Linked DNA regions of Homo sapiens: regions 1 and 3 are each linked to region 2. Evidence: chromatin loops called from intact Hi-C (ENCODE). Cell type or tissue: Caco-2. All regions are shown on one strand. Links, peaks and the distances in the headings refer to the core of each region. The heading gives the core; the rest is flanking DNA. Region 1 holds the start of GATA5 (GATA binding protein 5). Region 2 has its middle 15 kb from the start of LINC02970. Region 3 holds the start of RBBP8NL (RBBP8 N-terminal like).

What was found. Hi-C counts contacts between places; a loop is a spot of excess contacts. Peaks named below come from ENCODE experiments on the same cell type or tissue, not always from the same donor. Only the 100,000 strongest peaks of a DNase experiment are listed, where the experiment ranks them.
Region 1: it touches region 2 in a loop (16-fold over the local background); 2 of 110 quality-filtered maps call a loop at or near these places.
Region 3: a loop joins it to region 2, with 5 times the contacts of the local background. A loop is called at or near these places in 5 of 110 quality-filtered maps.

Annotation. Positions count from the first base shown.
Region 1 is chr20:62,475,743-62,484,695 of GRCh38, forward strand. GATA5 (GATA binding protein 5) reads right to left here and starts at 253. Exons shown (of 7, transcript NM_080473.5): 1 at 188-253. It overlaps LOC105372711 (a long non-coding RNA gene), which reads left to right and starts at 4,710. Exons shown (of 4, transcript XR_007067706.1): 1 at 4,710-5,527; 2 at 7,178-7,414. RefSeq lists an enhancer at 8,782-8,953. In Caco-2, for the core only: a CTCF peak has its summit at 2,570; DNase peaks (open chromatin) are centred at 2,580, 4,223 and 4,731.
Region 2 is chr20:62,613,319-62,622,993 of GRCh38, forward strand. No RefSeq gene overlaps it. Among named protein-coding and RNA genes, the nearest start is that of LINC02970, 15 kb to the left of the region's middle. RefSeq lists enhancers at 3,487-3,636, 5,304-5,353. In Caco-2, for the core only: CTCF peaks have their summits at 3,721 (motif pointing left) and 3,933; a DNase peak (open chromatin) is centred at 3,693.
Region 3 is chr20:62,425,606-62,435,280 of GRCh38, forward strand. RBBP8NL (RBBP8 N-terminal like) reads right to left here and starts at 1,934. Exons shown (of 14, transcript NM_080833.3): 1 at 1,855-1,934. LOC105372710 (a long non-coding RNA gene) reads left to right here and starts at 2,225. Exons shown (of 4, transcript NR_187662.1): 1 at 2,225-2,368; 2 at 3,470-3,713; 3 at 5,259-5,459; 4 at 5,655-5,904. RefSeq lists an enhancer at 774-1,533 and a silencer at 1,148-1,442. In Caco-2, for the core only: a CTCF peak has its summit at 2,015; DNase peaks (open chromatin) are centred at 2,036, 3,527, 4,876 and 5,636; H3K4me3 peaks cover 1,677 bases.

The DNA.
Region 1 (8,953 bases), core at 31-5,030, 140 kb before region 2:
CACAACGCCGAGCCCACCTCCTCCCCGACCGGGCTTCGGAGGTCCCCGGGGTGAGCTCGGTGGGGGCCTGGGAAGGACGGGCCTGGCGCGGCCGCAGGACGCAGGGCCTGGAGAGCGGGGCCCCGCCGCGCTGGGAGGGGCCGGGTGGGGAGGGGCGCGCGGCTGCAGCCCGGGCTGGAGCACTCACCAGCGGGCAGGGAGGGCGGCAGGGCACGGCGGTGGCGGTGGGTCGGCGACCGGCGGGCCGAAGACTGGAAGCCCGGGCCGCTGAGGCTCCGCAGCCCCCTCCGCGCCGCCCCGGCCCGCCCCCGCCGCGCCGCCCCTTCCCTCCCCGCGCCCGCCCCTTCTTCCCCGCAGGGTCAGCGCTGGGGCTCCGGCCGTAGAGCCACGTGACCCTGGCAGGCCCTGCTCGCGGGGCTTGGCGACAAGGACGCACGACACGGGGCGGCCAGCGCGGAGCCCGGACCAGTGCAGCTAGACGGGCGGGCCGAGGGCTTCGTGGGCCCCGGGGAGTCGGGCGCAGAGACTTCTCCAAGTTTGTGCGAGTCCCGAGCCCTCTGCCTCCCTGCCCCGGCCCCCGCCGAAGGCTGGCCTAAAGACGGGCTCCGTGTCTGGTGGCTGAGTCGGTGATCCCGGCCCCGCTCACCGATGGACACGCGGCGGTGGAACCCCGTGGGCCCCCTCGTTGCGTGGCCGCACCCGGGGCTCGGTGCAGGGAACCGGCTTCCATAGGGACGGCCGGCTCGGGTCGCTGGACTGGGACGGGGTGCACTGGCGGGAGCCCCGCGATTTCCTCGGTTTCTGAGCAAGCGGGGCCACAAGGCTCGGGGTCCCAGTGGGAGGTGGGCAGGGTCCAGCCTCTAAGGCCCGATCTGGGTGCCAGGCTCGAAGGCCCCAACCCCGGTGGGGCTCTCAGCCGGCTCTCGGGGACTCGGGAAGAGTTTCCTCCAGGCGCCAGAAATGCGTGTGGGTAGGAGGCGACCCAGGTCAGGGAACCGTGTCCCGCTCGCACTCCCGGTGAGGGCTGCATGGAGGCGCCGCTGCCGCGGAGCAGCTCCGCAGGTTGCGGGAAACGGAACGGCGGGCTCGGAGCACACCGGGTGGACCCAGGCTTGGCGGCCATGAAAGTTCTTTTTTTCTTTTTTTCTTTCTTTCTTTCTTTCTTTCTTTCTTTCTTTCTTTCTTTCTTTCTTTCTTTCTTTCTTTTCTTTCTTTCTTTCTTTTTTCTTTCTCGGAGCACACCGGGTGGACCCAGGCTTGGCGGCCATGAAAGTTCTTTTTTCTTTCTTCCTTCCTTTCTTTCTTTCTTTCTTTCTTTCCTTCCTTCCTTCCTTCCTTCCTTCCTTCCTTCCTTCCTTCTTTCTTTCTTTCTTTCTTTCTTTCTTTCTTTCTTTCTTTTCTTTCTTTCTTTCTTTCTTTCTTTCTCGGAGCACACCGGGTGGACCCAGGCGTGGTGGCCATGAAAGTTCTTTTTTCTTTCTTCCTTCCTTCCTTCCTTCCTTCCTTCCTTCCTTTCTTTCTTTCTTTCTTTCTTTCTTTCTTTCTTTCTTTCTTTCTTTCTTTCCTCCCTCCCTCCCTCCCTCCCTCCCTCCCTCCCTTCCTTCCTTTTGCGGAGTCTCGCTCTGTCTCCCAGGCTGGAGTGCAGCGGCGCGATCTCAGCTCACCGCCTCCCAGGTTCAAGCGATTCTCCTGCCTCAGCTTCCTGAGTAGCTAGGACTACAGGCACCCGCCACCACACCCGGCTAATTTTTGTATTTTTAGTAGAGACGGGGTTTCACCATGTTGGTCAGGCTGGTCTCATCGAGCTCCTGACCTCAGATGATCCGCCCGCCTCAGCCTCCCAAAGTGCTGGGATTACAGGCGGGAGCCACCGCATGAAAGTTCTTCCTTGCAGAAACGGGCCCTCAACTCCTGTCAGTCAGGGCTCGGAGAGGACGCTGGTGAAGGGTGAAGACCTGGGAAGGCAGGAAGGCGGCGATGTGGGGCCGTCGGGGTGGGTGTCACTGGATCCCCCCCACGGGGGTCTGGACAGCCGGCGCTGTCCGTCTGGGAAGAGCTGGGGTGCCCCACATGCGCCCTTATTCCTGGCCTTTCCTCTTCGCCCACAGCAGATAAGGATTCAGGGTGCTTGTGGAGGCGTCCAGGGTCCCTGCGTCTGGGAAGGCAGCAGGCTGAAGCCCCTGGTCTGTGGTGGACTTGGGACCCCACAGACGGTTCCGCAGCAGGTTCAGGCCTGTGCAGGAGAGGGTGCAGCGCGGCAGGCTGGGGTGGGGGTCGGCTGCCATTGGGGTAGGGAGCTAGGCGACCTTCCGTTACCCCTTTACCAGCTCCCAGCCCCTCCTCGCCAGCTTCCCACCAGATGCTCCCTCCTTTCCTGTCCTCAGAAGCCTGGTTGCTGCTTGCCCTGTGTGGACTCCCCTGCCTTCTGCTCTCCCGGCACTCTGGGTCTCCGCGAGGGTCTCTCTTTGACCCCACACGTGCAGACTTTGTCTGTGGATGGCAGTGCACTCCACGAAGGGGTGGAGAGGTGCCGGGGCCTCGGTGCGGGCGAGAGGGCGCAGTGCAGTCCAAGCGGCTGCAGAGGGCTCTAGCGCAGCAAAGCTGGTTGGACCCAAGCTCTGACCCCTCTGCCCTCAAAGCCCGGGTTACCGAGCCCTCATGAGCACCAAGAACGAAGAGAAGTAAAAAGGGACACTTGTGACCTGCTGGGGGCTGAGCCACCGCTAACCCCAAGAAAAGTCTAGAGAACAAGAAAAGAACCACAGCAAACCTGGGACCCTGCAGGACGAATCGGGGAGGGATTCGTGCTTTTTACTTGCAATAAAATCTGTAAAGTTCTTGAATAGGAAACACCAACATTGCCCGGGTGCTGTGCTTTGTCCTGACATTTCCATTTAGTCCTCACATCAGTCTTATGCAACAGATCACATTATCATTCCTATATACAGATGGAGAAATGGAGCGCAGAGAGGTGAGCTAACCTGCCCCAGGCCACACAGCTAGCAATTAAACAAGCCAATTAAAACAAAGAAGGGAGTCTCTGAGTGATAGTGGTTGGTTGCTTTCTTGAGTTAATAAATATCTACAATGGACATTTGTATTAAACCCTGGGCCTCCATGAAGGGCGGGGAAGGGAAAATTTACCCTTCGAAGGCTCCTCCGAGGCGGCGCCCCACACAAGGCAGGACAGGGCTGGGGGTCCGGGGCTGTTCTGGTCACTTGGTGCCCTGCTAGGCGAGTCACAAGCTCACCTGCTCTGCAGCAGCAGCAGAAGCCACTGGTGGCGTGTTTTCCACGTGGATCCAGCTGCCTCCACAGTGACTGGTGGGGGTGGGCACCCATCCGTGGGGGTTGTCTGTGACAGTATCTGGACCCCCTCTCAGACCTGTTTCTACTTGAGCCAAAAAGTGAGGAGTCTCGGCTCAAACCTCAAAACCCAGGTGCCCCCGACGTCCTCGATCCCCACGAACCATGCTTCCGTGCAGCTCTCCACTCCCGGTGCTCTGGGCCCCTCAGGAAGGAGGTGGCCCCTGAGCCAGGTGACCCAGTCCACCAGGCTACCCCACCCAGCAGCAAGCCCTCTTCTCCCCTGGACCCCGCCCATGCTGCTTCCTGAATGGGCCCTTTGCCCTCTTCTCTTCTTGCCAAACTCCTACACATCCTTCAAGGCCCGTCTTGCAGGTCCCTTCCTGTCCCTTCCCCTACGTTGCTCTCCCCTTCCTGGTGCCTCATTGTGCGGTGTGGTCAGATGGCTGTGTGCCTCCGTCTTGTCACCTTAGCAGAAGCTGAGTCAGGAGAACAGCTTCAGGAACAGCGGGTCAGGGCATCGAGCGGGCACAGTCAGAACTTTGGGACTCAGCGTTGGCATCTCCGGGCTGTGTGGCCTTGGGTGAGCTGCTTCTTCTGTAAGGTGGGGGTGATGATAGTGCCTGCCTCTCACGGTGGCTTTGGGGAGGCATTAGTGGGACTGGGTACTAAGGGCGTCTGACCCGGGATGGGCATGCAGCAGGCATTGGGCTAATGCTGTCTGAGATAAAACCCAGTGCAGGGATGGAGGCTCTGAGCTGTGTGCCCAGGGCCCTGAGAGCCGGGGAGCCAGGGGAAGTGACAAAGACCAGGAAGGAATTTCTGGCCCTGCCATGGGTGACCCCTCTCTCCTGAAGGCTTCCCTGGTTCACTGGGACCCAGGGACCTGCCATGGCTGGCCTGGGAAGACACACCTCTAAGGCGGGGACCCCACCCCCAGTGAGATAAGAGGGTGGGCATGTTAACCCCCTGGTGACCATACAGAGTTAAGTTCCATGAGTCCTGGGCTGTGAGGGGCTTCTGGGGGCCTGAGTGGCCTGGGGTGCGGCTGGGCTGAGAGGGGGCAGGTGTTGGGGGGTGGCTGGGGTGAGAGGGGGCAGGTGTTGGGGGGTGGCTGGGGTGAGAGGGGGCAGGTGTTTGGGTGGGGCTGGGGTGAGAGGGGGCAGGTGTTGGGGGGGCTGGCATTGGGGTTGGGGGAGGAAGGCTCAAACCATCAGGCTCTGGGTTTCGTTTCCTGCTGTCATTTTCCTAGCAGTGCCCACATAACCCCCATCCTGCCCGCCCCCAGCTTGGGAACCCTTAACTCAGACATACTTATCAAGGGAAAGAAAACAGTCTCATTGTTCAGGAGGATAAGGACCAGCTCCCAGGAGACGCCTCAGACACGGCCCCTGTGGGTGGAGTCCTGGGTACATGGCCTCCCCCAGGGGCCTTGTTCTCTGCCCAGGAACGGCCCCAGGGAGGGCCCTTCCCAGAAGCAGTCCTGGGCAGGGCCCCCTTGAGGAGCAGCCCTGGCAGGTGGGTCCTCGCCTTGTACGCTGCCTGCAGGTGCTGGATGCTCCACATGTGGGCACCGGGGATGGTCCCACTTGAGGCTTTGAGCTCCGGCGAGGCCACCCTCTGTCCAGCCAGGGGGAGGGTGCCTCTGAGAAGGGGGCTGTCAGAGTTGCCTGAGGAGGGGGCTGGGATGACCCCTATCAATCCCAGTCCTGGGGTTCCTTGGCTCTTGTCCCTCCCTGCAAGTGGGGAGGCCATGAGAAGTTGTGGGGAAAGGCCCCAGAGACCCCAGGGCAGGGAAGGAGGCCTGGGGGCTGTGCTGGGGCCTGGAAGGGGGAGGCCTTGTGCTGCTCCCTGTGGTCTGACGGGCAGGAGGTTAGAGGGAGGGGCAGGCCTGCTTCCAGCAGGGTGGTCAGTGCAGGGCAGTCAGCGCAGGGCGGAGGTCTGTTTTCTCCTTGGTTATTTCAGGTAAACCGCATGCCCCGGGCCCCCAGAGTGGGAGAAAAGCCAGTTCATGGCCCTCTCCCCACCTTCAGCACTGCCCCTCCCCCCAGTCTCCACCCTGGCAGGGCTGTGGGGCCCGGGGCATCAGCTGAGCCCACTGGGCCCACAGCACCCTCAGGACCTCGCCACCCCTTGGGACCCACAGGGTAGCATTCCAGGGCTTCTCCTACACAGGGGGCTCCATTCGCCCGAAGGCCAAGGACTGCAGAGCTCATCAATGGTGAGGGGGGCCCGGGAGGTGGGTGCCTTGGGGGTGGTCCCAACTGGGTGGGGTTGGGGAGCCTGGGGGCACCATACGGGTATAAGAATTCATTTTGGACACAGTGTGTGTCCCCTTCTGCGGAACCTTTGAGCTCAATAGCCCAAGGGCAGGCCAGGCTCACCGCCCCTTTGGCTGTTGCCACTCTGGGTCAGTCTCCAGGGGCAAGGACAGGTTGGCAGTGTCCCCCCTCTGCCTGACTCCAGTCTGGGCATTTCTGGAGCATCCTGTGCGCCTGGCTCAGCCCAGCAAGCTGACATTTGAAAGCTCACAGCTGTCCTGTGAGGTGGGTGATTCCCGTGTCGTTTCATGGTGAAGAAGCCAAGGCCAGGACAGAAGTGACCTGTCCCCGGGCCACAGCTGGGCAGGGGCGGAGTTGGCATTTGAACCCAGCTGCGTGCCTCTTGAGTGCTGCTCTGTGGGCCCCGCAGCCTCCTGTCAGCTCCTTCTGGCGCCTGCTCTGTGGGTGTTCCTTTTGTCTAAGGCGCCTGCAGCCCTCAGAGGGTCTGTGGGGTGGGGACAGAGCTCAGCACCCCGCATCCACCAGCACCATCTCCGACCTCTGTGCAGGCTTCGTGTTAGAGGTGGCAGCCAGGTCCTGCCAACGGAAGATGCTGGGCCTTGGAAACAGCCTGCACTGTAGGTGACCCGGCCGGCCGGGCCCAAACTGGCTGCCAAGAAAAGGGAGCGGGAAAGGAAAACAGCTCTCGGCCACATCGCCTGTGTAACCGAATCTGTTTTCAAAGCCCCTCGCAACGCGGGCTCCGCATTCGGCAGGGCAGGCACTCGCCGCCAGATCCCCGAGGACTGCTCAGGGGGTCTTCTGGGAGGAGCTCAAAGCGAGTTTGTTTTCGGGGAGGAGGTCATTGCACTCAAGGTCCCCGTGACTGCAGCGTTCTCAAACGTCCTGCCATGTGCTGGGATAACCCCACCCACCGCAGGCGTGCCCTCCGTGGGGCAGGGAGGGGAAGCAGGTTTGGGCTGTTAGGGCTGCAAGCCAAGGGGCCTGCAGGGCATCTTAGTGAGCTGCTTTGGTGTCCCTGCAGTTGGCGACACCCATTGTCACACCCCCTCGGCACCCTCGGTCTCCCACATGACAGACTTACCTGGGGATGCAAACAGGGCTGGTGATGACCTTGGCCCTGTGCGGTGGGGTGGCCGTTTATGATGGGGCCTGCACTCAACTCACTTTCAGGTCTAGATGCGGGGACCGGGGGAGGTGTCAGCTGGGCTGGGCTGGGCACGACTAGACTGTGGCCCCGTCTGCGGGAGCCCGGCCACCACCTCAGCAACGCCACCTCCTTAGGATGTGGGGGCGGGATTTACTCTCGAGACTCTTAGAGCCAGCGGGTGGCTGGAGGCTCATAGCCTGGCCCAGGCAGCTGGGGGAGGGCTTTGCTGGTGCCTGGGACCCCCCACCCCCTGCATTCTCGCCTTTGCTTTCTCTTTTGCTCTCGTCTTTAACAACATCTCTCCACTCCTCCCCTCCCTCCCTCCTCTGGCCTGCCCGCTCCTTCATTCCTTCTCTGCTCCTAACCCCCGCATAGAGGAGCCTGGGGAGCCCGCAGCCTCCTGACCCCATGTTCCTCTTTCTCTCCTGTCTTCCTGGAGACGTCTGCCACTGACAGTCTTGGAGCCCTGTCAAGGGGACCTGTCCTGCGCTGGGCTGTCCACAGAGGAGCAGCGTGGAGGAGCTGGGAGTGCCCAGCCTGCCTGTGGGCTGCATTGCCGCTTCCTGCCCAGGAGCCCTGCAGCCGTCTGTCCGCCTCTGAGTAGGACAGTGGGGTTTCCTGGCCAGGAGCAGAGTTTGTCACATTCCAGTTATGTCTGCCCAATGTTCAGCTTTTGGTGAGTGTCAAAGAGTCAGCCCCACTCTGCGGGCGGGAGGGGACCTGAGATGTGAATCCAGGGGAGTTAAAAGGCTTCGGAAAGCATCCAAAAGTATAGAGAAAAAAAGGATAGTTGAGGGGCTGGGACGATGCAAGCCTTTTATTTTCATCCTTTAACTTTTTTTGCATTTCTGTATTTTCCACCATGAACAAAGCTCATTGATAATAGAGACTGAAATATTTCATGGATGATTCAAAGAGATAATCTGAAAAGGGAAATAACGTTTTTCTAGGGTCTGGCTGAAGCTGCCCTGCGGATTATGCAAAAACCTGTCTGAGGGAGTGAGAACGCAGAGGCACCTTAGAGCCAGCCATGGCTCCAAGCTCTGAGGATCTGCAACAGACACACATTGGCTGGGCCTGAGCAAAGAGGGAAAGCCACTCTCCTTCAGCAACGAAGGAGTGGGGATAGCAAGGGCTGAGCTTGTACATGCACACCTGTGTGCAGCCACACACATACACCTGTGCACACACATGCATATGCTCATATATGTGCACACATGCAGGCCCGTGCTCACATGCATGCATACCTCTGTGCCCCCACACTTAATGCACATACATGTGCACATGCACACCTACACACATTCCTATGCACCCACCCAGTGCTCATGACAAACCTGTGTGTACTTACGTGTGTACATCCAGATGCACCCACACACTCGCACACATGCCTCTACGTGTACGCCCATGGGCACGTGTGCTCACAGAGGCCTGGAAGGTGCTGTTTTTCCACGCGACGATGGCTGCCGTGCTCGGTGGGAGCAGCCGCGTTGCTGCCTGTTCCCGTGCCCCAGTCTGGCCGTCACTCCTCACCCTCGTCAGGCTCAGGGTGGGAGGGTGAGTAGCCTGGAGTGGCCTGGTCACGTAGGTGGGCAGCCAGCTGGGGCACTGACCTCCAGATGGGCCACGAGAGCCCTTCCTGCATCTTCTGAGTCCCTGACTCAGTGCCCAGTGAGGGTCCCGGAGGGCAAAAGAATGTCTAACGCTCCACCTGTGGGCGGGTCTGGCCTTACGGAAACTTCTCCATGGCAGGTGGAGGCCTGGTTGAGTGGAGCAAAGGGCAGGCATTCCCAGTGATCAGGAGCTGGGGCCAGGCCTACTGACACCTTGATGCTGAGGGGCCAGAGCGGTCCTGAGCGATGTCCCGAAGGCCCAGGGTCTGGGCAGGTGGAGGCAGATGGACCAAGCAGGGCCTTTGTGTTCCAGGGCACTTTGCAGGCAGCAGGACCCCCAGGTCCTCTGGAGAGGGTGGCTGGAGACCCGGCCTGAAGCTGCTGCCCCCAACACCACAGGATACCTGCCTGCAGGTGCCATCCATTGCTTGGGGGCTGCACAGAGCAGTTTTGAGCAGGCAGTGGGGTGTCACCTTGGAGTGGCTGTGAGATGTGCGGGACCCTTGGGGGCCACCTGGGGTCAAGCCCAGCCCTGCCTCTTGGGCTCTGGGACCCTGGGGGAGCCACTCCGTGCTCTGTGCCTAGGTCTGTGACCCTGGAGGAGG
Region 2 (9,675 bases), core at 1,476-6,475:
CGTACCTAAATCTACTGACAGTTTAATAACTGGAATGAATATAGATCATTTTATGGCCCTGAAATGAGTGAGGCCTTTCCAAGCATCACAAAGGAAAAGATTGATATATTTGACTACATGAAAATTAAAAGCATCTGTATAGTTAGAGATACCATAAACCAAAATTAAAAGCAAATGGCAAACTAAGAGAACATATTTTCAATAGACATTACAGACAAAGAGTTAATTGTGTTCTCATAAAGCAATATAGTTTTTAAAAGACAAGCCCACCCCTAGAAAAATGGGCAAAAGACGTGAACAGGCATATTTGCCAATTACACTCTAACCAATAAGCTTATGACAAATGCCTGACTTCTCTTGAATCAAAGAAATGCAATGAAAGCATCCGTGATATTCAATTTATCTTCTGTCAAACTAGCAAATACCATTTTAAATTGTAAAACCAATTCTGGCCTAAGAATTGGGAAAATACCTGCTAGCAGAAATAAATGGGCACATCTTCTTGGGGATGGGGGTGGGGGCAATGGTGCATTCTGGAACAATGTACCCAATCCCAATAAAACTCATTAAAATGTGTCCTAAGAGGATGAGTCTCTGCACAAAAATTTGCATGGAAGAACAGTCATTACATATAATACGAAAAGCTGGAAACGGTCTCAAAAGTTAAATAAATCATGGTAGAAAGGCACGCAGCCACTGAAAGTGTTGTAGAATATTCATTGACATGTTATTCACTGACATGGAATGGTGTCCAGGCTAGGCTGACACGTAGAATAAAAGAGAGTTGCACAAATGGTGAACATCACGTGTGTACTATTCTGTAAGAAAGAAGGTGAAGAATTAAAGAAGTAGGTGATGAAGGGCATGCGAGTCCTGGTTCTCCCCAAAAACACTCTCTGGGGAACTGAGGGACCATGTGAACTTTCTTGCTGTCAATCAGAAGAGATTACTAGAGAAGCGGGTCAGTTTCTTATCTAACATGCTGACTCACCACCTTCCATCCCCACTGATTTTGTCCCGTGGATCGCTCTCCACAGTAATTTCGAAGCATCCTGTGGGAGGGGTATCCTGGGACTCACAAGCAAGTGCAGAGCCCGGGGAAGGCTGCACGCTCTGCCAGTGGCCACCAGACCCAGTGAGCCCTGGGTGCAGCGGAGGAGGCAGAAGCAGCAGGGTGGCAGGGGCAGCTGCCATCACCATTTTTTTTTTCAGCTAAAACTGATTTGTTAAAAAGGTCGTGCGAGTGACGGAGAGGTGCAGGAGCGTGGCCGGCCTCGCTCAGCCACCTTTCAGACGTGGAGGAAGACTGTGTGCAGCAGTTGCTGGCGTCTGCCTGCGTTTGAGTGCGAGCTCTACGCTCACTGGCGATGGGACCCGGGCAGCCACGGCTCCTCATTGTTTTATCCTAATCTCGAATGTGGGACATGGTAGTGTCTGGTGTGAGGTTCATACGAGTTATCATAGGGTCACCGCTCACGAAGGAAGCGTCCGATAAATGCGCGTGGCCATTGTTAACCTTGTTATTGTTACTGCATACAACCAAGCAGACACGGCCTCTTTCCAAGAGCATTTGGCTTGGATGGAGATTATGAACATCCAGCTGAGGCACGTGCACGCCCTGCACCACCGAGTCCATCAGAAGCACATACGTCGTTCCCAAAATGTGTGTGCTAGAGAGTTGACAGCGCCCGGTCATAATTATCTCAAGCTGAAAGCAGCCCAGACGCCTGCCAACCATTTCGTGTGAGTAAATACACTGTGGGATCTGCCATGCACTATGGCCCCGTGAAGGAGCAGCCTCAGCTGTGCTCAACAACCTGGATGCATCTCGCAACCTAACGTCTCGTGAGACAGCCTGGCACGCACGACGCGAACTGAGTGACTCTGCCCAGCGGAAGCACAGAACAGGCCAAACTGGCAAACGGCGTGGCACGTCCTCAAAAATCAAAAGTAGAATCACCTTGGGATTCAGCAGTGCCGCTTCTGGAAACCGGGTATGTGGCCGAAGACCTGAAAGCTGGCTCTGCACTTGTACACCTGTGTTCCCAGTAGCCTTAGTCACAGTAGCCCAAAGGTAGAAGCCACCAAGCGCCCCTCGGTGGATGAACAAAATGTGGTCTATTCACACAACGGAATATTACTCAGCCTTAAAAAAGAAGGGACTGCTAACACCGGCTACGAACTGCACGGCCCCGGAGGACACTGTGCTGAGTGAAATAAGCAGACACAGAAAGACAGGTCCTGCGTGCCTCCACTCGTACGAGGTTCCTAGAGTGGCCACACGCGTAGAGACAGAAAGTAGAGTGGGGGTAGGAGTGGCAGGGAGTTGCTGTTTCATGGGGACAGAGCCTCCGTTTGGGATGATGAAAGTTCAGATGGTGGGTGGTGGTAGCGGTTGCATGTACGTGTTTCTGTGTGTTGTTGTCCATGTACATGTTTTGGTGTGTCGTTGTCTGTGTACATGTTGTTTCTGTGTGTTGTTGTCTGTGTACATGTTTCTGCATGTTGTTGTCTGTGTACATGTTGTTTCTGTGTGTTGTTGTCTGTGTACATGTTCCTGCATGTTGTTGTCTGTGTAGGCCATGAATCTGCATCACGCCAGTGTGTTTATAATGTTCATGCTGCACATGTCTGTCAAATGAGCCAACGTGGTGCGTGTTTTATGATCTTTCACTCGATCACATGTTGAGCACTGTGCGGGCTCAGGTCGCTGTCACATCATGGGGGCTGCAGAGTAGAGACCGACCAGCCGACCCGGCACGTTGCCTGGGGCTGGGCTTGGATCTCTTGGGGATCGTGGTGGGTAAGAGTGAGGAGGGGTCCCCATTCTGAAAGGCATGAACAATGCTTTCATTTGCCCCTTACCCCCAAGATTCCAGTTGGTCAGGGAGTCCCCCTTCTCCTGCCCTCCTGGGTTAGGGGTCCTGGCCTTTGGTGGGTAGGGGGCAAAGTGATGAGTAGAATCTAAACATGCTGTCATGGTTTCAAATGGTGGTAAGGCTGTTCATTCACCTGGGTAACCAGTGCCCCCATCTTTCAGGGTCTGTGGGATTAGAAGCAACTTTTATTCCAGCCTCTTGACTTATTCTTATTTTCTAAACTTCTATAATGAACTTGTGTTGGTTTTTTAAAAGGAAAGAAAATGTATTTCCGGCCAGGCGCGGTGGTGGCTGAAGCCTGTAATCCCAGCACTTTGGGAGGCTGAGGCAGGCAGATCACCCGAGGTCAGGAGTTTGAGACCAGCTTGGCCAACATGGCAAAACTCTGTCTCTACTAAAAATACAAAAATTAGCAGGGCGTGGTGGCACACGTCTGTAATCCCCATGCATTTGGTGGCGATGTGAGGCCCAGTTGGACTTCCTGCATGCAGAACTGATTAGAGGCACCTGGGCCTCCCCTACCCGTGTGCTGGGGGCCTCCTCTGACCTCTGCACCTGGAGCTTGCAGGTAGATGCTGAAGTTGAGCTTCCCTGCACCTTAGTGTTCTGGGATCCCAAATCTATCCACCCCGCTGCTCCACCCTGCTCAGGGTGCCCATCAAGGGCCGTGGGGACTATAGCTCATCAGAGACCTTCCTGTTCCTCCTCAGAGATGCTGGTTTCCGAGGAGTCCCAGGAGGGCTCCCAGCAGGGGCCGACGGACATCCACACAGCAGCAGATTCCAGCTGGGGTCGCTGGGTGCCTGGGCTCAGCAGGGGCGAGGCTGCCCTCTCATGGCCAGGAGAGGCACTGCCTGGGAGGCCAGTGGGAAGGCCCCGGGGACTTCACAGGTCCACACCCGCAGGGAGAGGAGTGGACCCCACGCAGGGATTGGGCTGTTGGGGCCTCTGTGCCTCCCGGAACCCCACGCATTTGGTGGTGACGTGAGGCCCAATTGGACTTCCTGCATGCAGAACTGATTAGAGTTACGAGAAAGACTTTTTAAAAAAAGACCCTGAGATGTCAGCTTTGGCAGCTGTACCTACCGGTGGAAGAACAGGCTCCTTCCCTCAAGCATGACTGAAAACCGTTTAAAAAGAAGTGCTCTGATTCAATGGTTCCCAGTTACACCGAGTTATGGAGACATCGTCCCTGGAGCGGGGCCCGCAAGAGTCTTTCCCTCCCATGGGGCAACGCAGTGGCTGCGGATCCCAGCCAGCCCCGAGGGACACAAGTGTGGCCGTGGTCAGCTGCGGCTTTGCTAGAGGCCCTCCCTGCTCTCATGAGACCCCGAGGGTGTTGGCTTTCTGCCCCCAAGACTGACAAATGGCCAGGTGGGCCTGCAGGTGACCTCCTTCCCTCATGGGCAGCAGGAACCAGGTGGGCCCCCACAGTGCCTGGGGCAGCTTATGCAGCAGTTACAGAGATCTGGATCTGGGTGAGTGTTTCCTTTTATTCCTTCTTATATTTTCAAAAATATAATATGTCTATGCATAGAAAAATGCCCGCAGCATATGCAGAAGTCACCAGCACATACTGGGATGATCCCAGGAGGCAGTGGTCAGTGAGGTCAGTGGGGTCCCCTGCCCCAAGGCCACCTAGGGGCCCAGCCTTGCCTGGGGCCAAGACATCACTGAGCAATGAAGATGTGAGCCTGGGGCACCTGTGACTCTGCGTGTCACTCCAGAGCCCAGCTGAGGCGCTGGAAGGGGCTCCAGGAAAAGCCAATTTGGGCACCCGGAGGGGTGACACCCACAGTGGCCCAGGTCTTCTGCTTTCTTGAAATCCACGAGATTTTGATGAAATAAAAGCCATTGGCGCCTCCTTGGGGTCTCACAGTCTCACGTGACAACCGGGAGAGAAGCCGGAGGTGGGTGGGTCAGGCCATTCCGGGCACACAGCGGGACAGCAGACCCTGAGGACACTTGTCCCCGCCTGGGAGTTCTCCACCCTCCTGTTCTCGGATGTGACTCAGCAATGCCAGGGCTCTGCAGCTCCGGGAAGGCCCCGAATCGGCCTGCCAGGCCCACTGTGAGACACGAGGAGGAAGGGGTGGCGGCTCCTCAGCCGACACTACCCCAGGCAGGCTTCCTGTTTGTGCCCCACTAGGACCTGTCTCCTGCACGGCCAGCCCTGAGAGCCCCACAGGGTTCGTCTGTTTCTCCCCCAGAGACCAGGAGGCTGGAGGGATCCGTGGGCCCATTTTACAGATGGCATAGGGCAGAGACTCGAGGCCAGGCCTAGGTCTGGCCTCACACCTGACCCCCACCTGCCCCCAGCCAAAGGTCACAACCCCAACCCCCTCCACATCCGTAGGTCATGCCTTGGAAAACTGCCCCACCCATGCAGAAGATGGGAGATTTTGTCTAAGAAAAGAATGATGGCTTTGCAAATATTTCCACTCTGGTTCCCCATGACAGTTCACTGTGAAACCCCGGTGACCCCACATGACCTGCCGTTTCCTGTACAAGGGGGTCCCAGGTCTGAGTAATTTTGAGATCACGAGGTCCCAGGATGTGGCATTTGACACGGGCAGCTAAGGCCAGGAGCAGCCAGCAACCCCAGAGCCCAGCCCCTCCCCGGGGCTCTGAGGGGAGGAATTCTCTCCCCCGGGTAAATGCACCCAGGTGGAGGTGTCAGGTCAGCCACACAGACCGACCTTCCCGCCCAACGCTCCTGACTCACCAGGGCTGGAGGACCACCAGGGACCTCCCTGAAGGCTCCATCCTGTGTGGGCTGACTGTGGGGCCAGAGAAAGAGGAAGCTTCCAGGCTGGGCCCCACTACCCAAGAACCTAAAGCAGCCCCCGGTTCTGCACGGGGAGCAGCGTCTCCTCTTGCCCCCTGGCTGGTGAGCAGAGCTTCCTTCCACAAAGCGGGGGGTCAGTGGAGACAGCCCACTCTATCCCCAAAATGCTGGGCCAGTCGGGGGATGGGCCACTCTGTCTCTGAAATGCCAGACCAGATTGTTCATCTGCAGGGTTTCTTCGGCGCGAGATGAGAGGCCTCTGGTCCCATCCTAGGAACCACGGCCCAGACTGTCCCTGCCTCAGAAGAGTGACATGGACACCCACACACAGTCCCCCCAAACAGAGACACACACGCCGACAAACCTGTGCACGCTCATGCCCACTCACACGCCACACCCCCTCCCCTGCTGGGCACCAGATAATGGAGCTGCGGAGCTGTGTGGCTGCAAGCCGCCCTTTCCGAGCTTCTGCTAGGTGGTGTGTTCAAACCTGCAGGCTTCGAAGAGTTCTGAGCATCTAGAAGAGCAGAGTCCAGTAAAAATGTAGCAAAGCCACGCATGTAAGTTTACCTGTGCTGGCAGCCATACTGACAAAAGGGAAAATAAACAAATGAGATTAATTTTAATACTTTTTTATTTATTTATTTATTTTTTGATACGGAGTTTCGCTCTTGTTGCCCCAGCTGCAGTGTAATGGCACAATCTCGGTTCACTGCAAACTTTAGCTCCCAGGTTCAAGCTATTCTCCTGCCTCAGCCTCCCAAGTAGCTGGGATTACAGGTATGCGCCACCACGCCCAGCTAATTTTGTATTTTTAGTAGAGACAGGGTTTCTCCATGCTGGTCAGGCTGGTCTCGAATTCCCAACCTCAGGTGATCCGCCCGCCTCGGCCTCCCAAAGTGCTGGGATTACAGGCATGAGCCACGGCACCCAGCCAATACTATTTTTATTTAAATCCAATAGAGCCATAATATTATCACTTGGATAATCAATACAAAGAATTATTATTTTGAGGGATGGAGTCTCGCTCTGTCACCCACGCTGGGGCACAGTGGCGCAATCTCGGCTCACTGCAACCTCTGCCTCCCGGGTTCAAGTGATTCTCCTGCCTCAGCCTCCCGAGTAGCTGGGATTGCAGGCGTGTGCCACCCCATGCCCAGCTAATTTTTGTATTTTTAGTAGAGATGGGGTTTCGCCATGTTGGCCAGGCTGGTTTCGAACTCCTGACCTCAGGTGATCCACCTGCCTTGGCCTCCCAGAGTGCTGGAATCACAGGCATGACCCACCATGCCTGGCCTAAAGAATTATTAAAGAGTGATTTTACTCTCCCTTTTTTCTACTAAGTCTTTAAAATCTAGTGTTTGTTTTACACTTATAGACCATCTCAATCAGACACTAAATTTTTATCAGAAATCCTTGATTGTATTTAGATTTAATAAAATGTAGAGTAAAAAAGTATATTGTCACCCAAATTGTTTCAAACAAACTTGAAAGTTTTTAATAATGGAAATGGGTATTGGTTTTAAATTTTTAAGACAATACAATAAAACCCTCTGTGCCAAATCCCCCACAGAGTCATGGCATTGGGGTTTCGAAGGCCTCATTGCTGGCCCCCACCTGCAGGCATCCCTTCTGGGTTGACAGCCACGAGATGAGTGTTATCAGTGTCTGTGGGAGAAGCAGGGGCTCTGAGGTTGGGCGAGCGAAGGATCAGGTGGGCACTGCACACCGAGGGCACAAGAGCCTGGGAAGCCCCACCATGAGGGGCGGACTTGACTGAGCCCAGGCGTCCAGGCCCTTGTGGGCACAGAGTCTCCTCCCCAGGAGGCTGTTAGCACTCGGGGGGCGGGGGGCTCTGCTCGCCCTAGACCCCTCTTCTGGACAGATGGCAGCACCATGCCCCTCCCAAGCCCCATACCCCTGTGCAAGCCCTGCCTGCTGCCCGGAGGACCCATGCAAAAGCCGTCACCGCCCACGTCCAGGCCTGGGGGTGGGGGGAAGAGCACTCAAGTGCAAGAGGCAGACCCTGTGCCCCCACCCCTCCGGTGCCTCCCTCACCCCTCCTGTGCCTCCCCTACCCTCCCGTGCCTCCCCCACCCCTCCCGTGCCTCCCCCTCCACTCCTCCCATGCCTCCCCCCACCCCTCCCGTGCCTCCCCCTCCACCCCTCCCGTGCCTCCCCCACCCCTCCCGTGCCTCCCCCTCCACCCCTCCCGTGCCTCCCCCTCCACCCCTCCCGTGCCTCCCCCTCCACCCCTCCCGTGCCTCCGCTGCCCTGGGGTCGCAGCCTGGCAGGTCCTGCGCACCCCGATCCCCGCCGGCCAGCCTGGCATCACCCACACGGTCCGCCTCCCCACCCCGATGCCCTCCTACTACCCCCTGGCATTTTTCTGTGTGTGTCCAGCTCCTTCCTGCCACGGGGCCCTTGCTCGGCCGCTCACCATGCCCCGCCCTCCCTCGACTGGGCAGGACCTGCTAATCCTCAGATCCCGGCTCAGAGTCATGTTCCCAGGAAGCCCCTGGCCCTGCCGAGGTCAGAGCCTGTGACAGCCAAATGCTCCCAAACACACACCATGCTGGCTTGCGACCACGCCTGTGTGGCTGTGCCTCCGTGGCTGTCTCACCCGTGGTATCTGTGGCGTCGGGAAGGACCCTGTCTGGCTGCACCGCGTCCCAGTGCTAGGATGAAGTCAAAGCCCAAGAAACCAGATGAAAGAATGAATCCACAGACAGAAAACTGTGACAAAAGCTTTGAGTGCCCTGCTCCCGAGCACGGCTGAGACGCGGAGCTCACCCCAGCCTGGAGAACTCAGGGCAGCCGTGACCCAGGGGCAGGAAGAGGAGCCGGTCTGGCTCTGGGCAGGTCTGGGCTCCTTGGCACACGTGCCCCAACCCTGGCACTCCTCGGGGATGAGGGGGGCTGTCCTGCCTGGGTGCCACTTCAGTCTATGGGGAAAGGGTGGATTGCAGGCCAACAGACACTGCATTGACAAGGAGCTCATGGGAGCAGTCCCGGCAGCCAGGCTGGCCTCTGGGGAAAGGACCTGGGGCCAGGACCCTGAGAGTGGGGAGGACAGCTGGGGCTGAGGCGGAGGGAAAGCTTTGGGAAGCAGAGACCATGGGGGCAAAAGCCAGCATCAGGGGAGACCACGCACGGGAGGAGGTCCTCCGAGCAGGAATGCCCTCCAGGCAGGTTGGATGGCAGCCCCCGTGACAACCATGTCCTAATCCCCCAAGTCTGTGACTGTCACCTTACTTGGCAAAGGAGTTCAGAACCTTAGAATGGGAGAGGAGCCTGAATTATCCGGGTGAGCCCAGTATAATCACCAGGGCCATCTAGGAAGGAGGCAGGAGGGTCGGAGGCAGAGGAGGGGAGTAGAGGTCCGAGGCAGAGGAGGGGAGTAGAGGTCCGAGGCAGAGGAGGGGCGTAGAGGTCCGAGGCAGAGGAGGGGCGTAGAGGTCCGAGGCAGAGGAGGGGCGTAGAGGTCTGAGGGCTGCAAGCAAGGGCTTGAGCCAAGGAAATGCAGGTGGGAAAGACAGGGACATGGATTTTGCCTTAAAGCCTCCGGAAGGAGCTCATTCCTGCTGGCTCCTGGTGCCCCAGTTCAGTCCTCTGCCTCCAGAACTGTAAGGTGACCTGTGAGCTGTGTCGGCCCTTCGCTGGGGCTGTTACTGCAGCCCCCGAAACTCACCCGGCCTTCGAGAAAAGGAGTGCAGGTCTCACTCTGAGGCCCCAGGAGCCTCGGGAGGTTCCCAGCAGGAAACGACGTGGTCTCCTGCATGTTTCTAACTTAGAAGCCACCGTGGGAGTCCGGCCCGGAGGCAGCCCTGGCCCACGGCTCACGCTGCTCTGGGCTCTCTATAGAGTCGTCCCCCTGCTCCTCACAGTCCTGGTGTCCCCCGCTTTACAGGTGAACAAGCCGAGGCCCAGTGCTGCCTGGGTGCTGGCCCTTGCGACGGCCCAACTGGTTGGGTTGGGGCCATGTAAGTGCCAGGCAGGCTGGTGCTG
Region 3 (9,675 bases), core at 1,759-6,758, 190 kb before region 2:
CTGCTGTCTGAGCAGGAGGCATCCGGGGCATCACTGGGCTCCCCGCCTCTCCGAGGGCACTCAACCAGAGAAGCCGCCTGGGCACCAGTGCTCCAAGGACGTCTGCCAGGCCGGCTGCTCTCCACCCCAGCCACCGACCCCCAGCAGGCTCTTTGGGGCAGGAGTGCGGAGCTGGACACTGGTACCCTCCGTCTCTGAGGCCTGGGCTGTCTGTATGTCCATCTGACTGACTGCCCACCTATCCAGGAGCAACGGTGATGGCCACAGCAGTAGCAGTGGCAGTGGCAGTGGCATAGCAGTGGCAGTGGCATAGCAGTGGCAGTGACAGTAGCAGTAGCAGTGGCAGTGGGAGTGGCATAGCAGTGGCAGTGGCAGTAGCAGTGGCAGTGGGAGTGGCAGTGGCAGTGGCAGCGGCAGTGGCATTAGCAGTGGCAGTGGCAGTGGTAGCAGTAGCAGTGGCAGTGGTGACAGTGGCAGTGGAAGTAGCAGCGGCAGCGGCAGTGGCAGTGGCATTAGCAGTGGCAGTGGCAGTGGTAGCAGTAGCAGTGGCAGTGGTGACAGTGGCAGTGGAAGCAGCGGCAGCGGCAGTGGCAGTGGCATTAGCAGTGGCAGTGGCAGTGGCTGCTGTTGATCACATACTGTTCTGTGTCAAGCACCACACCAGGCTTTTTCCCACTTGCATGGGCACTGAAACCATCCTGCAGCTTTGCTGAGGAAGCCAAGCTCAGAGTGGTGCCCTCTGCACCTTGACCCGCTTCTCCCCAAGGGATTCCCCTGCCCCTGTCCACCTCCTGGCTGCCCCTGTGGAACACCCACTGCATAGCTAGGTTGGGCACATGCATGTGGCCGGGGCCCACCTGGCCTTGGAGGAAGTGCTGATTGTCTCATTCTACAGGTTTGGACACTGAGGCTTGAAGCAGATCAGAGATGAGCAGGTGGAGCAAGATTTGGACCTGGACATGGCCTCAGAGTCTCCTCCCACCCTCTGTGGTAATGGGCAAAGCCTCTCCCATGGAGACTTCGGCCAGGTCGCTTGTCTGGCCGTGCCTCAGTTTCTGTGACTGTAGAACAGATGTTGGTGGTGAGCCCTGACCCAGGCTCCTGTGCACACACCGCCGCAGGGCCCCCGGGACAGCTGCACACGCATGTTGTGTGTGCACATGCACTCGTGTACCCCACACGCGCGTGCGCCCGTGCACTCGTGTGTACACATAAACAGAGGAGCCAGCCGAGGTGTCCCTGCAGCTCAGGCACAGCAGCCCTGCAACCTGACTCCCTCCCGGAGGTGGAGGTGGGCCGGGCTGCTCTCCTGCCCTGCCGGCTGGCTCCCTGAGGCCTGGCCCGTGGGGGAGGGGGTTGAGCAAGGCCCGCCTTTGTGGCTGCTTCCCCACAGACACAGCGGCAGAGGAGTCCCCTGCTCAGTGCCCAGCTGCGGGTGCTGCACCCCTGCACCACCCTCACCCCTGTGGCTGCGCCCGCTTATCCTCTTGTGAACCTGGATGGTGGGGCGGGACAGGCCCAGGGTGGAGGGCGAGGCCACCAGCCTGTCCCTGATGCCCCAAGCCCCTCAGCAGACCATGGACACTTCCTGGGCCCTGGTGCCAGACTAGGCCTGGCCTCTTTGCACCCAGCTCCTGCCAGGAACGCCCACTGAGCTCTCTCCGTTGCTAGGTCCCTGGACCAGGAGCAGCCTTGTGCCACCCCTTAGGGAAGACGTCCAGTCCCACCCACCCCCGCGGCTCTCCTCGCAGGAGTCCAAGCTGGGCCTCCAGCCTCCCTGGTGAGCACCCCAGCCAGGGATCCCAGCTCACCCGGCTACTTGGGTGGCCTGGCCCCGGGGTCCCGGGTACTCACATGGCTCCTGGCCCTGCCTCAACCTCTGTCGACCTCTGCGCGGAGTCCCCCACGCTCTTCACAGGGAGAGAGAAGTGAGCGGGCTGTGAACCTGCACAGGCAACAAGACAGGATTTTGGCCAAACCCGCTTGACAGGTTTTCGATTCTCCCAGCCAGGAGCAGAAAGGAGGCAGAGACTGCCCTGAGCCGCCAGGCGGGTTCTGCCATCTCGCAGAAAGTGGCCGGACAGGTTGGGTCTGAAGCCACATAGAGTTGGGATTGTTTCCTCATAATCACTGTGAGGCTGGGCTGCAGGAGCCAAGCTGGTTAGCACTGAGAATCCAGTTTGGTGCCTGTGACACGGAGGGCCCGGGCGGGGAAGGGTGGGGGGCTTGCAGGGGTGCCTGGGTCGGGGGCTGCAGGTGGGAGTGAGCAAATGTGCTGTCTCGCCACCTCGGGACAGGTGGTAGGGCCTCTGACACAGAGTGGTCCTTCCTGCTGTTCACAGCTCAGCTCACCGTGGGCTGACCATAGGTAGGTGACAGTCCCCTTTCTGGCCTCGGTTTCCCTGTCTGTAAATTGGGGATAATAAGCTCAAGAGCTGTCCCTGCCAGAACCCAGTGGACAGAAATCCAGCAGCTGCTATGGGAAGCGACCCGCCCAGCCTGCCCCGCCCTGCCTGGGGAAGCAGGCCTTCTGCTTGAGGGGGACTGGGCGCATGCTGGGCCTCTGGTCTGCGCAGTCTGCCCGGGGTCTGTGAGTGCTTGTGAGTGGGCTTCTCCAGTCTCCAGGTAGGCTGGGTGCCCCCGGCCAGGTGGAGCCCAGGGGGGCAAATAGGCTGGGGGCTGGCCTGGCCCCGGGTGGCACGGCCCAGGTGCTGGAGCAGCCTCACACTGTGGTCTCGTGTGTGTTCCCTGGACAGCAACACTGTGGCTGCGGGGTACAGCCCTGACCCCCTCATGCCTTGCCCCCTGTGTCCTACCCACGACCCCTCCCCACTCCCTCCTCCCCGCCTCCACCTCCGCCTCTGCCTCATCCTCAGCCTGTCTTAGCTCTGCACGGAAGCAGAGCGGGGGTTCCCGAGTCCTTGGGGCCATGATCCCCAGCGCACCCGAGTACCCCAGGAATGCACGGGGCTCAGAGGAGGAAGCCTGGGAGCCTGGCCTGTAGCCGCTGCCGCGAGGGGAGGACGGACTTCCTGCTCCCTGGCAGGGCCCCTGCTGGTGGCTGGTGGCCAGCTCTGGGTTTGGGATGAGGGCTGGGTCATCTCTGGCCCCACGATGCCCTCCCACTCAGGACCAGGCTCTTGGGAGGGGGTTGTGGTCAGCATGGGCCACTCCAGCTCTGGCTGGCCTGGGAACTTCGTGGAGGCCCCTCCTCCGGCCACCTCCCTGTTCCTGGCTGGGCCCTTTGTGAGTGGGGTCTGCTTGCTGCTGGCGTGTGTTTTGTGTGTGCCTGTGTGGGGACTGTGTGCACGTGTGTGTGTGTGTGTGTGTGGGGATACGAATGTGTGTGCATGTCTTACATGTGTGTGCCTGTGTGTGCATGTGTTGCACGTGTGTGTGTGCACATGTGTGCGTGGACATGTGTAGCTGCTTTGTGCTGTGGTCTGGATGTTTTTTGTGTCTACCCCAGATTCTCGTTGAAATCCTAACGCCCCAGGCAATGATGTTAGGAGGCGGGGCTTCTGGGAGATGGCAAGTTCGTGAGGCTGCAGCTCTGCTGGGGGATCAGTGTCCTTCTACAAGCGGCTCCAGGGAGGTCCCTTGCCCCTTCCACCATGTGAGGACCCGAGATGGTGCCGTCTATGAACCGGGAAGTGAGTCCTCTCCGGACGTGGAACAAGTTGGTGCCTTGATTTTGAACTTGCAGCCTCCAGGTATGAATGTGAGCTCTGGGCTCACTGCCTGTGGGGAGCCCTGCCTCACAAGGAGGGGTCCCTCTGCATCTGCCATGCATGGCTGTTTCAATCAAAGCTGCTGTCTAACACCACCGGCTCGACCTTGAGTTCCTCCCTGAGCAAAGCCAAGCGACCTCCTGGACTGAGCCAGTTTTCGTGCCTGCCTGCCCTGGCTCATTGGCCAGGGACCCCACCCCGCCATGTCCAGGCCTTGGTGATACAGGACAGAGGTGCCCGTGCAGGTTGTGCCTGTGGCTGGGTCCCCAGGGAGAAGGTGGCAACCCCAGGCCAGCAGCCTCCTACCCTGAACTCCAGGCAACATCGTCGGCCCCCTGGCACTGCACCTGCACTGTGGGCAGAGAAGGAGGGAAGGCTGGGAGAGGAGGAGGAGGTCGAATGTCGCTGGAGGTCGGCGTCCTTCTGCAGCCGTGGGTTTGTGTGCCCCTTTGTTCATTCATGCAACCATCCAAGACCCATTTCCTGGCTGCCCACCAGGCCCTGTCCAGGCTCTGGGCACATGGATGGCCAAGAACGTGACTCACACATTTACGGGGCTTTTGGCTGTGAGAATCGGGCACACAGAGGGCACTGTCTGAGTCTCAGTTTACTTGTCCCTTGCAGGGCTGATGAGGGTGAAAGGGGTTCCTCTCCTGGTACCACTCACCTGTTCATTCATTCAGCCGATGTCTGTTGAATCCTGATCAGCCAGGAGCTGGGGGGTGTGATGGACACCCAGGCACCGGCGTCCGGGCTCGCAGGAAGCATTGCAGAATGAGGCAGCAAGGCCTCAACACGCTGCTGGCAAACCGTGGCCAGGTTTCAGCGTGGGGGCTGCTCCATCGCCCCATTATACAGCTGAGGAATGAGGCCCCAAGTGTGTGTGTGGCCTCCCAGCCCTGGCAGCCACCCCCACCTGCACCTGAGGGGCTGGGGCTGCTGGGCCTGGGGTGAGGGACCAAGAGGGCTCTTCATGGCCCCCTACACCTGCTTCCTAGGCCAGATGGGGGCCCAATGCCCCACCCCAGAGGTGAGGCAGCCTTTTATCTCTGAGCTGGGAGGGGTGGGAGATAAGCTTCAAAGGCATCTCGCTGTAAAACGCACCTTTAAAAGCCGGCCCTGCTGCCTGGTATTTGTGTTACTGGAGCGATAGATAAAGGGTGGGGTGGCCAGTGCAGTGGCCAGGTCAGGCCAGCCCTGCAGCCCTGGCCCCCAGATAAATGGGTCACCTATTAGCACGGCCCTGCAGGAATGGGACTGCCTTCTGTGACAACCGGGGCCCATCCCCACCCTCCCTGCAGACAAGCCCTTGCTGGCCCGGCTGGGGGGCATCCTGATGGCGGGTGCTGTGTGCCCATGGGGCCAGGCTGCACTGGGCAGGAGGGGTGCAGATGTGGGCCCTGCCTGGGCACTTGGGAGGGCGGAGGCTTTCTTGGTGGGGGGAAGGATCAAGCCCCCCGTCTTTCCTCCACATGGTCTCACTGCTAGTCACCCTATTTTATGTTCTCATGATTTTTATTTGTATAGCTTCATGGGGTTTAAGTACGATGATGCTGCATTGAGACGTTGTACTGTGTGAAGTCAGGGCCTTCTGTGCATCGGTCGAGGGTGCAATGCACACGGCACCCCCGAGCAGCCACCCATCCTCCCTTCCCTCCACCCTGCGAGGCCCCGTTGTCCGTCTGTCCACACTCTGCTCCATGAGCACACGTGACTTAGCTTCGCCTTGTGAGTGAGAACCTGCAGTATTTGTCTTTCTGTCCGAGTTGTTTCACTTAAGATAACGTAGGCACCCTCTTTTAAAAATTACTTTTTGCTAATACAAGAACTGCAAGGATGCCCCCTGCCCCCTCCTGCGAAGCACTAAACATGACAAATAAGACCAAAGTCTCCTTTTATTGTCGCGTCTCATCCCCTCCCCAGGTGAGCCGCTGCTTGGGGTGAGCATGCTTCCTGCTGGATGCTTCTCTATGTAAGCACCTGCCTGAGTGTCAGCCCTCTTAAGGTGAACCGCTCCGTGTCATTCGTACATTCACAAGTTTGTGCCGCCATCATCGTGATCGGATTCCAAAACATTTTCATCACCTCCAAGAAAGCCTTGTACCTGGCAGCAGTCACTGTCTCTATGGATTTGCTTATTCTGGACATTTCATAAAAATAGAATCAAACAGCATTTGGCTCTTCGTGTCTGGCCTGTTTCTCTGAGCACGATATTTCGAAGATTCAGCTGGGTCTCGCTCCTGTTCCTGGCTGAAGCTGAATAATATTCCAGTGCACGGCTGGACCACAGTCATCAACTGACGGACACTTGGTGGTCTCACATTTCCACTGGTGTGAATAGTCCTGCTGTGAACATGCGTGTGCGAGATTTTGGTTGAACACTTGTCCTCAGTCCTCTTGGGTGTGTATCTAGGAGTGCAATTGATGGGGCTTATGGTAACCCTAAGTTTAACTTTCGTTTACTTTTTTGAGACAGAGTTTCGCTCTTGTTGCCCAGGCTGGAGTGCAGTGGCACGATCTCGGCTTACTGCAACCTCTGCCTCCAGGATTCAAGTGATTCTCCTGTCTCAGCCTCCGGAGTAGCTAAGACTATAGGCATGCGCTACCACGCCCAGCTAATTTTTGTATTTTTAGTAGAGACGGCGTTTCACCATATTAGTCAGGCTGGTCTTGAACTCCTGACCTCAGGTAATCTACCTGCCTTGGCCTCCTAAAGTGTTGGGATTACAGGTGTGAGCCACCGCGCCCAGCCACTGTAGTATTTTTAAGAAGTCTAAATTAATGGGAAAAATTCACAATGAACCAAATAACCAAGTTTTATATAAAGACAGGATTAGGGTGAGGCAGGCGAGTCCCTTACTCTTGGGGCTGTGAGAGTGTGGGGTGGAATCGGCTCCAGGGTCCCAAGGTGTGGCCGGAGAATGGGCCTGGTAGGGAGACCTGGGCATGGTGCCCGTCTCCGGCCTCTGTCCTGTAAGGGTTTGCCTATGCCTCCGCCTCATCAGATTGCTCTAAAGATAGGACACAGCAGCACACGGGGCCCAGGCTGGGGTGAGTGGACCCCTCCCTGAGACCTTCATCTGCCACCGAGGTGAGGACAGCCATCAGCCTCCTCAGAGCCTTAGGGTCTGATCCCTCCTGGACCGGCCCACAGATCCCCAACGGACTGGAGTCCCCTGTGGCTGCTCCCCTCCCTCTCCCAGCCAGCTCTTGGGCATCCAAGCACCCCTCTGCAGGGAAGCCCTCCATGACTGTAGGTAGGTCAGGCCTTTTCCCAACAGGCCTGTAAGATGCAAGTCTTGGGTAGAAACTGTGTATTGGCTCAGGGGTCTTCAGGGTGCTACCTTCTTGAGACAGGAAGTGTTTGCCCGTTCATTGCTGTCTTGGCCCCTGGCATATGGTGGTACTTCATAAACATTTCTTCCTTTCTTTTTCTCTGAGGCAGGGTCTTGCTCTGTTGCTCAGGCTGAAGTGCAGTGGTAAGACCATAGCTTGCTGCAGCCTTGAACCCCTGGGCTCAAGTTATCTTCCTACCTCAGCCTCCTGAGTAGCTGGGACCATAGGTACACGCCACCATGCTTGGCTAAATTTTTAAAAATGTTTTGTAGAGATGGGGGTCTCTCTTTTCTGCCCAAGCTGATTTTGAACTCCTGGGCTCAAGCGATCCTCCCGCCTCGGCCTCCCAAAGTGCTGGGATTACAGGTGTGAGCCACCGTGCCTGGCCCTGGTGGGTTGTGTCTTACCCAGAAAACTCAAGTGCTAAGAGGCAAAGCCTAAAGGTTCCTCTGGGCTGAGACGGGATGGGCCCTGCTTGGTGAGAACTGGGGAGTGGTTTAGGGGAGGGCTGTGTTTCCTAAAGAGCCGACAGAAGCCTTTTACTCTGGCTAAACTATTTGTTCCTATACCTTTGTTAAATATTATGAAAATGAGGGTACCTGTGGAATGGGGACCCTGTGTGTGGAACTGGGGGGATGGCTGGGAGGGGTCTTCCCAGGCCAAGTCCTGGTTGGGCTCTTGCCTGGGATGTGTGGGGTGGAGGCTCCGGGGAGGGGGCAGAGGTGCCTGGGGGTGAACCAGCGGGTACCCCGGGCCATTTTGACCTCTGACCTCAGCTTCCTTTTTGAGACAGTGGGGCTGCCTTGGTGCCTCTCTCCTGGAGGGTGTGGGTTAAATGAGAGGGGTTCTGTGCCAGGGCCCAGGGCTGTGCCACTCACTGAGGGTCCTAGCGACACTCCTGAGATGGTTCTTATTTTGTCACCATTTTCCAGGGCAGTGCCAGCCTTGGCAGACGGGCCGGACAGAGGAGGGATGATGGCTCAGGCTGGCAGGGGCTGCCACGGGGCAGCGATGGCCACCTCGAGCCTGGCCAGTGCTTCTGGACTTCCTCTCTGCTGACTTTGTTCCCTGGCTAGAAACAGTTGTGGCAGCGCTCCCAGACCGGGCGTCTGCACGGAGTGGCCTCAGCTTCCTTGAGCTGTGGGAATTTAACGAGAGTAAAATGGGACCATAAATCTCTGTCGGTCGGGATAACTTGATCCGTGATTTTGGAGGGCAGGCCGGAGCAGGGACAAGGAGGTGTCTGTGATGGGAGCGATCCCCGGACTGAGCTGGGCTGTCTGCTGGCACGTCACAGATAATAAAACCGCGTCGTCCTGCAGCACACGGAGACTGTGTCAGATCGAGATGTCATAACCTGTGCCTTGTGGCCAGGAGCCTGGTGTCGGGGAGGCACGGTCCATACATCACAGATCCCACGCACATCATAAAGATACATTAATGGTCTATGTGTCTTTAAAGAAATACTAATATTGTTGTTTTATGAGAAACTAGAGTTGAAAATATTAAAAGTCAGAATTTTATGGCCTAAAAGAAAGTTAAATGATGAGGATGTGGGAAGGGAGACTGAAGTATCCGTCACCGCCCGAGCCAGAGTCCTGGATGGGGACATGGCGGGGGAGGGGCCGCCTGGCTTTGATGAACTTGGCCAGCTCTGGCAGCCTCTGTGTGAACCTTCGGCTCAGTTAGAAGCTTCCTCCTTGGGAAGGGTTTGGAAAGCCGAGATAGAGGACGAGGGCATTGGGGTTGTCCAAACAGTTGCATGGCTCGGCAGTGGGACACATGGCAGGAACAGGGCCTCCAGGAAGCCCAGGCCCTCCTGTTTTGGGGCATGATCAGGGAGCGTGGATGGGGACACCCAGAGGACTCGGTCTCACCCAAGCCCTTTCCAGAAGGAAATCCTCCTGGCTTGCCACATGCTCCTTGTCGGATGACAATTTCCTCTGGTGCAGGTTTAAATTTTTATGTGACAGATCGGCTTGAATGACCCTTGGAAAAGGAGCAAGTGAAGGGGCAGTGGAAGGCACCGTGGATGGCACCGTGGATGGCACCATGGATGCCTGGGGTGTCAGGGGCGAGGTCCTGGCCTGAGCCATGCAACCACATGTGGGGCCGAGTCCCCCAGACCCAGGGACCAGCTCCTTCCACCCTGGAATCTGCGTGCAGCAGGCGCTGATGAGCGTCTGTGGACGAGGGATGGATTGACCTGGGTGAATGCGCCTGTGGGCGAGGGATGGACTGATCCCTTTTCTTCGCTGGCTGTGCCCCTTACCCACGGCTGTGCTCTGTGCTGGAGTCAGTGGGGAATTCGGGGCCTGAGGGCTCTTTGCAGCTCTCTCTTGCCCCATTGTGCCTGCGTGAGGACCCCTGGGACACGGGCACACCCAGGGTGAGGATCTGCCAAGGCTTTGCTCAGGGTTTAAGATGCTTATTACTAAGGTGAGATTTCCATGAAATAAAATCACTCATTTTAAGGGAGTCAGTTCAGGGGTGTTTAGCGCATTCACTCTGTCATGAGCCAGCACCTTGACCTAGTTCCAAAACATTTTCCTGCCCCCAAAAGGAGACCCTGTGCCCATTAGCAGGTCCTCCCCATCCCTCCCTCAGC